2 separate regions of the Homo sapiens genome follow, and region 2 is linked to region 1. The links are chromatin contacts, found by Hi-C or POLR2A ChIA-PET in ENCODE. All regions are on one chromosome and are shown on one strand. The core of a region is the stretch at or near the end of the contact, and the rest is flanking DNA. Distances in the headings are between cores, read along the strand shown. Region 1 overlaps ABCA1 (ATP binding cassette subfamily A member 1). Region 2 overlaps SLC44A1 (solute carrier family 44 member 1).

Region 1 (5,202 bases), core at 733-3,232:
TCCCAGAAGAATAGAAATTCCTTGAGGGCCAGGGTTTTTAATTCCAAAGCCAGCAGTGCCTGGCACAGAGGAGGCACTCAGTAAATTGGATGAATGAATGAATAGATGGATGGATGAACTAATGAATGAATGAATACAAATGAGTGAATAAATTAATGACCTGATGTGATTTGGGGAATTGCCGATTGCAGAGAAGAAAATTCACCTTGCAGTGAGTTAGGGAAAAGATGAAGCAGGACATGAACTTGAAACAAACCAAGTAAAGAGGACACAAGAGTTCTGCTAAACCCACTCAGCCACGTCAGCCCAGATCAAGAGGAGAGTCAGGTGAGTGGCAGCTAGAAGCAGAGTGGGGAACAGGAGAGAGGAAGGCTGAGTTGATTAAATGATAAAATGGAGATGACAATGGCATCCACCTCATTGGACTGAGCTAGGTGTTAAATGAGCAAATGTACCTGCAGACCTAGTATAATGCCGGGCACTGAGTAAGGTGCCCGGTAAAGGATGGCTAATATCATCATCATTTTCAGGAATGACTGATCTGAACAGATTCATGGCTAATTTAACCTTAAAGCATATTCAGAATAGACAAGACACAGAAGTGGCTTTGGCGGCTAAGTTGAGATGTTGAATTTGTGATCTAAGGTATGCACATGTGTGTATGTGTGTGCATATGTATGTGTGTATTATAATACATATTAGCCTGGCTGAGTTCCTAAGACAGAATTATTGAGTTCTTTCTGCTGATACTATCTATAAGGTAAAGGAAAGGTTGAAGCTGACTGATTTGTCTACTCATAACTTTATGAAAGAATAAATAAATCTAGTATTTTACAGGGAATCACCAGGAATGATCATATCCACCAGTCACTGCAAGGATGGATATAGGTGGAAGATGACCTGGACGAAAGACCAATCATTCCACACAAGACAGGGAATACTTCCTGAACAGGAGAGTCATTTAGCCACTTAACTTTGGCCAATGAGTTAATGCGGACCTGGATTTTATAATCAGTAAAATGTGTGGGTTGGAGAAGATGATCTCTGAGGTCTTCTTACCTGACACTGAAAGGAACACAGGGCAAAACAAAATCAGCACTGGATACAGCATCACAGGGTCTGAATTCAAGAGTCAGCTCTGCCATTTCCTGACTGTGTAATCATGAAGCTATACTTTCCCCCCTATTTAAATCTCCCTAAGCCTCAGTTTCCTTGGATATAAAATGGGGCTAATACAGCACTTTGGGAGGCCAAGACGGGTGGATCAACTGAGGTCGGAAGTTCGAGACCAGCCTGACCAACATGAAGAAACCCCGTCTCTACTAAAAATACAAAATTAGCCGGGTGTGGTGGCGCATGCCTGTAATCCCAGCTACTCAGGAAGCTGAGGCAGGAGAATTGCTTGGAGGCAGAGGTTGCAGTGAGCCGAGATCACGCCATTGCAATCCAGCCTGGGCAACAAGAGCGACACTCTGTCTCAAAAAACAAACAAACAAAAAAAACGGGGCTAATAACATTCACAGGTTGTTGTGCAAACCAAAGATCAAGAACGTGAACGTGCTGTTTCAGGGGAAAAAGCTGACTTGCTCCAAGTGTTCGCTCGGGTAACTGGAAGGTATGACCTCTGTCACAGGATGCGGAGCTGGGCTACTGCTGCCAGCAGAAGAGAAAGTCACTATCCAGCAGAAGGTCAAGAGGGCTCTCCCACCACAGTCTCTTCAATACAGACCAAAATACTTGACCTGCTGAGCTCAGCCTCCTTGGTTTTGCCTGGAGGAGCAAACAGTGACCTACCAATTAGCCAAGAGCTTCTGTAAAGTGGGGCAAAGGAAAGGAAAAAGAACAAAAAACAGGTGACATGTGTGTTTGTGGGCTGGAAGAAACGAAGCAGAACCCTCAGCTTCTTGCCACACATCCAGGCCTCTGGGACCAAGCCGGGGAACCAGCTGGGACCTCTGGGACCCAGGTCCAGGCCTCTGGGACCAAGCTGAGGAACACATTTGCACGTGCAGGCGGAGGGGTATGACGCGGGGTGGGGGCGAGGTCCTGCTTTCCAGGCCATTCAGTGTTCCTTCAGTTCTCTGAGCATAGAGGACAAGGAAGGTGGGAGGAGGGAGGAGAGGGAAGAGAGGGGTGAAGGAGCTTGGGGGAGGCTGGGAAAGAAGGAGGAAAGGAGAGGAGGGAGAGCAGCTCAGGAAGGCGGAGGAGGAAAGCCCTTTGCTGAGCTGAGCTGAGCCAGACGGGGTTACTCTCGGTCAGTGCCCTCCAGTCCCCAGCTCAGGTTTCAAGATCTGTCTTCTCTTTTGCTCAACATGAAAAGGAACCAGAGCAATCAGCTGCTTTAGAAGTGGGTGGAGGAGGCAAATGAAAAAAAAGGAGAAGTAGGGAAAATCACATCAGCATCCCAGGCCCAGATGGTCTTCTTCAATGGACCCCTGGGGTGGGGGTGGGGTGGGGCCTCCCAGCCTGCTAGGAGCTGTCAACTGAGCAGGGCCTGGGAGCGGGAGACAAATTCTAACTCGTGGTTTTAATCAGCCTGAGCTTGTCCAGCCTTACAAATAAGACCTTGAAATACTTCTCTGTTATACAAGGGCTGGTAACAAATACACTCCAGTGTCTTTATGGTATTTTTTTGGTGTTTTGTTTTCCTGATGCTCTGCTGTCTTCTTGAAGAATAGACGATGCCTGCTTCACCAATAGCTGAGCACTCTCTGGGAAGACCTGGTTGTTGGGTGCTGAGGAGAAGGGGTGAGGCGGGGTGATGCAGCTGCTCCTTCAGGTGACTCCTTAGAGCAGGGGAGAGTAGGCCAGGGGTGTGTGGTACACACAGCCTAAGGACACCCATGCTGTTCATCCCGGCCTGGGCTTTCCAACCCAGGAGACACTTCCTTCTCTACAGAGAAGGCTCACCGAGGGATACCAAGACATACCTGAAAAAACTCAGTTCCAGAATTTTCCAGTTATGTGGCCTTGGGAAAGTCAGTTAGGCTCTCTGAGCCTCCATTTTTCTGTAAATGGAGGTCTAGCTTCCTATACGTGTGGGTTAAGTTATCACTAATGACACTAAGTGTGTTAAGTACTCTGAATGCTGACTCACACATACTCCTTGAGAAAATACAAGCTGAAAATTAAACATGTTCAAAATAAATGTGGATAAAGTCATAGATGACAAGCTGTGAAGAATTCCCAAGAGAAACCAGGATATTTAGGCTTATGCTCCCTGAACCTTCCAAGGCATTAGGAAGCCAGAGTCTTCTCTTTCAACCAATGGGAATACCATAACTTTAGGAACCACACATTCCTTCTAGTATTTTACAAATAATATAAACTTGTATTAGTTCAACAAACTTCTGAATGGCTACAGTACCCAAAATACTAGTGTTGTGGTTCAAAGGGATAATATTTTTCTCAGTGCTCCTTGAAGGCAGGAGCTAGCCTATAACAAAAGAGGCGCTGTGTAACAAAATCCCTGCCCTTGCATTCTAAGAGGAGATGGCCAGAGGGTCGGGTGAGCAGAGCGGTGAGCCTCCAACCCTCTCTGCCACTCCAGAATCAGTCAGCACTGGAATCAGGGGTGGAACGAGACATTACTCATCTTCCCCCAGATTACTTTGCTAGTAAGGCAATAGCACACCTGCTATGATTTGAACGTGTCCCCCCTCAAAGTTCATACATTGAAACTTCATCACCAATGTGACAGTATTAAGAGGCAGGGCCTTTAAGGGGTGATTAAGTTATGTGAGCAGTGCCCTCACCAATAGCATTAGGGCCCCTCACAGATACCATGAGTTTCATGTGCGTCTGTGTGAAGAGACCACCAAACAGGCTTTGTGTGAGCAATAAAGCTGTTTTTTTCACCTGGCTGCAGGTGGGCTGAGTCCGAAAAGAGAGTCAGCAAAGGGAGATAGGGGTGGGGCCGTTTTATAGGATTTGGGAAGGTAATGGAAAATTACAGTCAAAGGGGGTTGTTCTCTGGTGGGCAGGGGCAGGGGGTCACAAGGTGCTCAGTGGGGGAGCTTCTGAGCCAGGAGAAGGAAATTCACAGGGTTAATCACTCAGTTAAGGTGGGGCAGGAACAAATCACAATGGTGGAACGTCATCAGTTAAGGCGAGGCAGGGCCTTTTCACTTCTTTTGTGATTCTTCAGTTACTTCAGGCCATCTGGGCGTATATGTGCAAGTCACAGGGGATGCGATGGCTTGGCTTGGGCTTAGAGGCCTGACAATGAGGACCCCTATAAAAGGGCTTGAGGGAGAGGCTTCAGTCCCTTCTGCCAGTTGAGGAAATGGCGTTTGTCCCCTCCTAAGGATGCAGCAACAAGGCACCATCTTAGAAGCAGAGAGCAGCCCTCACCAGACACCAAACCTGCCAACACCTTGATTTTGGATTTCCCAGCCTCCAGAACTGTGAGAAGTAAATTTCTATTGTGTATAAATTACTCAGTCTCGAGAATTTTCTTCTAGCAGCAGAAACAGAATAAGACAATACCCATGTCTTACTGAGAAGAGGGAAGGTGGGAGAAGTTACTGGAAGTCCCTAGAATGAGGGTTGAAGACCCTGAATGGTAACAATTCCCCCAAAGAGCCAGTGCAGCCCCAGAGGGAAAGGATGTCCTGGTCACACTGGCCAGGGCGTGGAAGGGCACAGTCAGCCTGGCTTTGAAGCTCAGAAGGAAATGGAAGATAACACTAAGACATAACATTGACCCAAATGAATTTTGGACCTGAACAGAATGAGAAGAAGAAACAAAGAACCAACATCAGAAAAAGCAAGAAGATAGCTGAGATGAAAACTCTACCTGAAGACCAGAGAGGCAGAAAAATGAGAGAGGACAGCTGGAAGACAAAAGGAGTGAAAAGAAGGTAAGAGATAGGAAGTATGAAGAAACAGAGTCCAGAAACAGGAAAGACTACATCAAACAGAAGGGGAAGAGAGAAAAAGAAAAGAGAGTTTGAGGCATTCAGTTCCCAAGGATGAGCTGGTCTCTCACTGAAAAAAGGGACCAGACACTTCAAACACCACACAACATGGGACTAGAATCAGCCTGCAGGGCCCTGAGAAGTCCAGGCACAAAAAGAACGGAAAAAGATGAGTTTACAAGTTGGGGATGAGATTCTTCCTAAGGCTGGTCTAGGGAAGAATTAACATACACAATGTATAAATAGTTTAATTTTTTTCTAACTTTTAAAATTAACAAAATTT
Region 2 (5,800 bases), core at 2,343-4,842, 520 kb after region 1:
CATGATTCTAGGGGTCTCTTTTTTCCCTTTACTTAAAGCCTTATACAAGACAAAATAAAGAGCTGGGAAAGAGTGTGTCTAGAATTCAGTAGAATCCATTACTGCTGTGGATCAATATCCAAATATTTCTGAGTTTTTATCTGAAAAGAGCACTGGAGTTGACATCATAAGACCATTATTTGAGTAGGATCTGTTCTTTTTTCCTACTTTTATGACCTTGACCTTGGATCTACTCTTTTTTTTCTACTCAGGTCGGGTGGCATCTGTAAGTGTGTTTCCAAGGCTATAAAATGGGATGATAATATTTGCCATAAACCATTCATAGGGTTATTGAAAAGCTGGAATAAAATGTATTTTAAAAACCACAAAAAATTTAAAATGCTGCATGTGAAATAAGCATCAGAGTGGGTGGTTCTTGACAATAACTAAATTGGCTATTTCTTTTATTCTTTTAGCATGGATGTTTTTGGCAACCTCTTTCTTCACAGAGAGTCCAAATATACACTTCATGGCAAATTATATTTACCACATATTCTATGTGAAATAAAATACGAAACACAGAAAAAGTTCTAAGACTATACATGTTTGTTGCAGCATTATTTATATCTGAAAACAATATAAATCTCTAACAGTAAGAGAATGGTTACATGTATTTTAAATCACTCATAAAATGAAATTATGTAGCTGAGTAAATATGAAGCATTTATAATGATACTTCTATGTATATTAATGAAAAGCTTATAGTGATTTGTTTATATAATACTATTTCATATATGTGAAAATGCTTAGAAAAAATACATACCATTACACTGAAATATCACTTTTTTTCTGAGTGCTAAGAGTTTGTAAATTTTTTCTAAAATATGCATACATTTATCTTAAAAATTGCCACAGATTCTAAATAGATTAAGTTTTAGGGTGCAGCATAGCATTTGGAAAACTTAATTATGTTTAAACCAGAATCATTTAAAGTATGATTTTAAAATTTATATTATATGATAAGCATGTATAACTCTGGGTGTATATGAGAATATGTGGATTATATTTCCTCATTTGAGATGGAATGGCCTCATGCAACCATCATTTATAAATAGTAGAATTTTAAGTCTGCAAATGGTGAAAAAAGAGTGGCTTTCTTCAGTAGGATATTAAATATGATCTTTGTTCTCTCTGCTTCAGGTGCTGATAGTCTGCAGCACAGGTTTAGCTGGGATTATGCTGCTCAACTACCAGCAGGACTACACAGTATGGGTGCTGCCTCTGATCATCGTCTGCCTCTTTGCTTTCCTAGTCGCTCATTGCTTCCTGTCTATTTATGAAATGGTAGTGGATGTATTATTCTTGTGTTTTGCCATTGATACAAAATACAATGATGGGAGCCCTGGCAGAGAATTCTATATGGATAAAGTGCTGATGGTAAGTACTTCAAATGCCGTTTCCTATTTTAGGGATAAAAATACCAATAAAAATATTTTGTAAAACATTCTCTATATTTAATTCACACTATATGCAACTGAGTAATTTAGAATTAACCCCATAGCACTGACTCATAAATGAGGTTAATCTAGGGTAAGTCAGGGAGGACGGCTTCTTGGCATGGACAAGATCATTTCAGATCCACCTAGCTAGAGCAGTACTGGTTAATAGTCCTAAGTTCACCCTATTCTTGCTGCCCCTCTCTCTGTAGTTAGATAGATTTGAATTGACTTTTTAAACTAGCTTCTAGCCTTTTCCTGAAATGGGGCTCAAAGACAAAATATCCTGTTTCCCAGGTCCTAGTGCCTACCTGTCTTTCTCTATCCACCACTGCCCCAAACATTACTGCTGTCAACCCTGGTTAAAACTCATTATCTTAAATATGGTAGGCCAAATTGAAAGCATTTTGTGATGAATACCGATAACAGACCCATGACTGGTAGAGTGTATAGTTATTTATTAGTCAAGATCTGAACCTTTACACAGATATATGCAGATTTTTCATATTAGAACCTCAATTAAATTTCTTTAAAATTTTGAAAACCTTATTAAATGGTTTAAGTACTGTTATAATCAGTGTTAAATGTTACCAAAGTAAAGATGCTTTCTAAATAATAGTAGTTTGCTATTAAGCTGTGAAATATTTCTATCTCAAAATGGGTAATATTGAATACTAAGCATTATACATTGAAATAACAAGTCATTTTCCAGGAGCATATTTTATCCAGTTAAATCTAAAATAAGTGTATTAATAAATAAGCTAGATTTTTTTTTTTTTCTTTTTGAGACGGAGTCTTGCTTTGTCACCCAGACTGCAGTGCAGTGGCATGGTCTTGGCTCTGCAACCTCTACCTCCCAGGTTCAAGCAGTTCTCCCTCAGCCTCCCAAATAGCTGGGATTACATGCATGTGCCACCACTCCTGGCTAATTTTTGTATTTTTAGTAGAGATGGGGTTTTACCATGTTGGCCAGGCCGGTCTTGAACTCCTGTCCTCAGGTGATCTGCCTGCCTCGGCCTTCCAAAATGCTGGGATTACAGGTGTGAGCCTCCATGCCCAGCCTAGATTTTTTTTTTCTTTTCAATAGCAAGAATTCCAAATGATTTAGCTGACCTATTTGGCACTGATTTTCTCTTTTTCTGGCAACATCAGCTAAATTCTGGACATTTTCTTAATGTCTAAACTAATTCTAACTGGTTATTTTCTTAATGGAATTTGATCATGATTATTGTATCTCTTTTGTGACTAAAGCATTTAGAAGAGTGTTACTGTTTTTTAAGTCACTGATCAAAAGCAGAGTAAAAAATAACTGTTTTCCACCCTTCAGTTTTCTCTGTAGGAATGGTGAGGATATTTAATGAAGAAGTTCCCCGTAAACGTTGACAGAATAGAAATGTTCCCTTTGGGCACATTCCCATTTCGACTACTACTAACCATAGGTTCTGGTTGATACACCCTGTCTTCCTGCTTCATGAAGTAATGTCATGGTCAGATTGACACTTTTTTTAAAAAGAGTAGTTTGTTTATGGTTTGGTTAAGAAAAAAAGCATTATGTGCTTAGCAGTATCAATGTGTTCTTTTACCTTCTATGGTTATTTAAAAGTGGAGGCTTATGGAGTAACGTGTTCTTGTTGTTTCATTTAACCTTGATATAGAAAAAAACAACAACAACAAATAAAATGATATTCTGAGTATGAGAAAATAGCCTCTTAAAAATGTTAGGTATTTTCTCTTCCAGGTAGAACTAACATTATCTCTTGGAGCCTTAGTAAGATTGTCACAATGAATGGATGGAAAGAAGATTTTTTTAATCAGCGAATTGCAGAGTCCATTTCTACAAATTTAGCAACTCTCATGTGTGATACTAAACATTATTTATTGCTATGTTTTTAAGCCATCCATTTACCAAGATTGAGTCAAAAATGTAGATGTTCTTTAGAATTCATCTACTAACAAATCTGAAAGGACCCAAGAATTTATTCAATATGGTCCATATTTTGCAGGAGTTTGTGGAAAACAGTAGGAAAGCAATGAAAGAAGCTGGTAAGGGAGGCGTCGCTGATTCCAGAGAGCTAAAGCCGATGGTAGGTGGAGATGAGGAGGTGGCCGCCCTCCAAGAATTTCACTTTCACTTCCTCTCTCTCTCTGTCTTCACTGACTGCACTTCTTCAGGAGAAGCTTTTGTTATCTGTATCACGCAGGACATGCTGCTCTTTCTGTTTGTGTGCTTACCCATCACTTGGATGGCAGAATTCTTGTCACAACTGAGACCACCTTCTATAAAAGTAAGCTGAAAGGAACAGCATCCTCGTCAGTGCTCGGCAGGGGCGGGTAGGGGATGATGGTTTTTTCCCTAAGGTAAAACTGCTGTTGCTCTTGTTTCCTTTTTAACTGTCAGTGTTTGGCTTTCATCAGACTGAACATTTTGGTGTACACTTGAACTGACGGTTTGATTTTTATCATTTTGGAAGGTGATCATAGCAATTCCTTTCAACTTGCTAAAATTCATACTCCCCCTTTTAAAAGTATGGTTCTGCTTACATTGCTGTCCTTTTCCCTTGGCTGACTTTTTCTTCTGTTGCCTAGGTTGTACTTTCTTTGTTTCTTAAGCTATTTTTCAGTAGCAAACAAGGCTGTTTTCATCAATACCCACATTCCCACTCAGTAAGACAATCTAGTCTTCTCCCAGTTTAATTGTGAGATGGATAAATTATTTCTGGTAGTTGATATTATATATGTATATGTACACAAATATATCTCTCTACTCCACTTTTATTTGAAAAAAGCAGCTTAATGAGTGTAAGAGAACCTTGAGCTGCTTTTCACATGGATATTGTCACTATAGCATAGAAACAGATGCCTCTATCATATATTGGTCTAATTACTTCCTAATTTAAACACGTATTTTTTTAAATAGCATGTTTATTTTCAAATATTATATAATTGTCTGCATCCTTAAATAATTTTAAACAATGTGTCCCCTGACTGCATATAATGTTCAAAAGTGTGAGGTAAGGACTTTCCTTTCTGTCTTCTTTACACTTTAGTAAATGATTTGATTTATAGCAAGTTTGTCCAACTTGCTGCCTGTGGGCCGCATATGGCTTAGGAAGGCTTTCAACACAAATTCGTAAACTTTATTAAAACATGAGATTTTTTGCCTTTTTTTTTTTAAGCCCATCAGCTATCCTTAATGTATTTTATATGTGGCCCAAGACAATTCTTCTTCCAGGATGGCCTGGGGAAGCCAAAAGATTGGATACCCCTGATTTGTAGGTTTTCAACTTTAAAATATATGCTATAAAATAAGTTCATTTAAGTAGGCTAGGCATGGTGGCTCATGTCTGTAATCCTAGCACTTTGGGAGGCCGAGGCAGGTGGATTGCCTGAGCTCAGCAGTTTGAGACCAGCCTGGGCAAAACGGTGAAACCCTGTCTCTACTAAAATACCAAAAAAAAAAAAAAAAAAAAATTAGCTGGGCATGGCGGCGTGTGCCTATAATCCGAGTTACTTGGGAGGCTGAAGCAGGAGAATTGCTTGAACCTGGGAGGCAGAGGTTGCAGTGAGCCAAGATGGCGCCATTGCATTCCAGCCTGGGCGACAGAGCGAGACTCCATCTCAAAAAAAAAAAAAAAAAAAAAAATATATATATATATGATATAAAATAAGCTCATTTAATTAAGAGTAAAGGAAATAGGTTTATTTTTGGAGGGAGGCAGGGAGGCTATATGTATATTCAAACTAATCGCATATTCAACCTAAGTTAAAGCCTCAATAAAATATTTAGATATAAAACCTTTCCTCTGTAACCCTTTCCAGTGCCTATTTTGGTGTTACTCTTACTTAATAGCATGAATAATTATAAAATCAAATTTAAATGTTTAGAATCCCAGAGCACAGATCACTCTAGTACCCACATAGCTCTGAATTTTAAGTTTGCATCACCTAGACATGATTGCTTGGGCAGATGGAGGCACACCAGTAATCTTCCCATCAGGTTCCATGCCTGCCCTCCACACCTTTCTGTATCCCTCTTATTTCACAAAAGCTGAGGAGGGCAGCAGTGGAGATTCTGCCAACCCTATGGCAACATGGAGAAATGAGGAAGGCTTCCTTCCTTCTACTGCTTGGAGGTCCTAATTGTTCAGCAAATCGATTCTAAGCCCAAAACTTAACAAGACATATGAAATCTTAAAATATAAACCAAGCTTTTCCCCCTTTTCTGTCTTTCTAGTGATTGAAGCTTTCATTACATCATTCAGTAATAAGCATTTAAAGAAAGGGAGAAATATTTCGAGGTTGAAGACTAGGTAATGTGGCCATGA

What was found. Hi-C counts contacts between places; a loop is a spot of excess contacts on that map. ChIA-PET counts read pairs that join two places held with the same protein, here RNA polymerase II (POLR2A). Pooled maps may share reads with other maps.
Region 2: a pooled map shows a loop between it and region 1 (1.8-fold over the local background). The contact joins two enhancer-like sites. A Hi-C loop is called at or near these places in 5 of 50 pooled maps. POLR2A ChIA-PET finds 5 or more read pairs at or near these places in 5 of 52 experiments (AG04450, GM10248, Panc1 and 2 more).

Annotation. Positions count from the first base shown.
Region 1 is chr9:104,866,874-104,872,075 of GRCh38, forward strand. The region is part of intron 5 of ABCA1 (ATP binding cassette subfamily A member 1); the gene reads right to left. Among named protein-coding and RNA genes, the nearest start is that of ABCA1, 59 kb to the right of the region's middle. RefSeq lists an enhancer at 2,310-2,399. Within about 2 kb of position 1,983, at least 24 of the 41 ENCODE cell types and tissues checked have a DNase peak (open chromatin) inside an H3K27ac peak, as active enhancers do.
Region 2 is chr9:105,381,944-105,387,743 of GRCh38, forward strand. It overlaps SLC44A1 (solute carrier family 44 member 1), which reads left to right. Exons shown (of 16, transcript NM_080546.5): 14 at 1,180-1,416; 15 at 3,479-3,559. Among named protein-coding and RNA genes, the nearest start is that of FSD1L, 63 kb to the right of the region's middle. Within about 2 kb of position 3,593, at least 7 of the 41 ENCODE cell types and tissues checked have a DNase peak (open chromatin) inside an H3K27ac peak, as active enhancers do.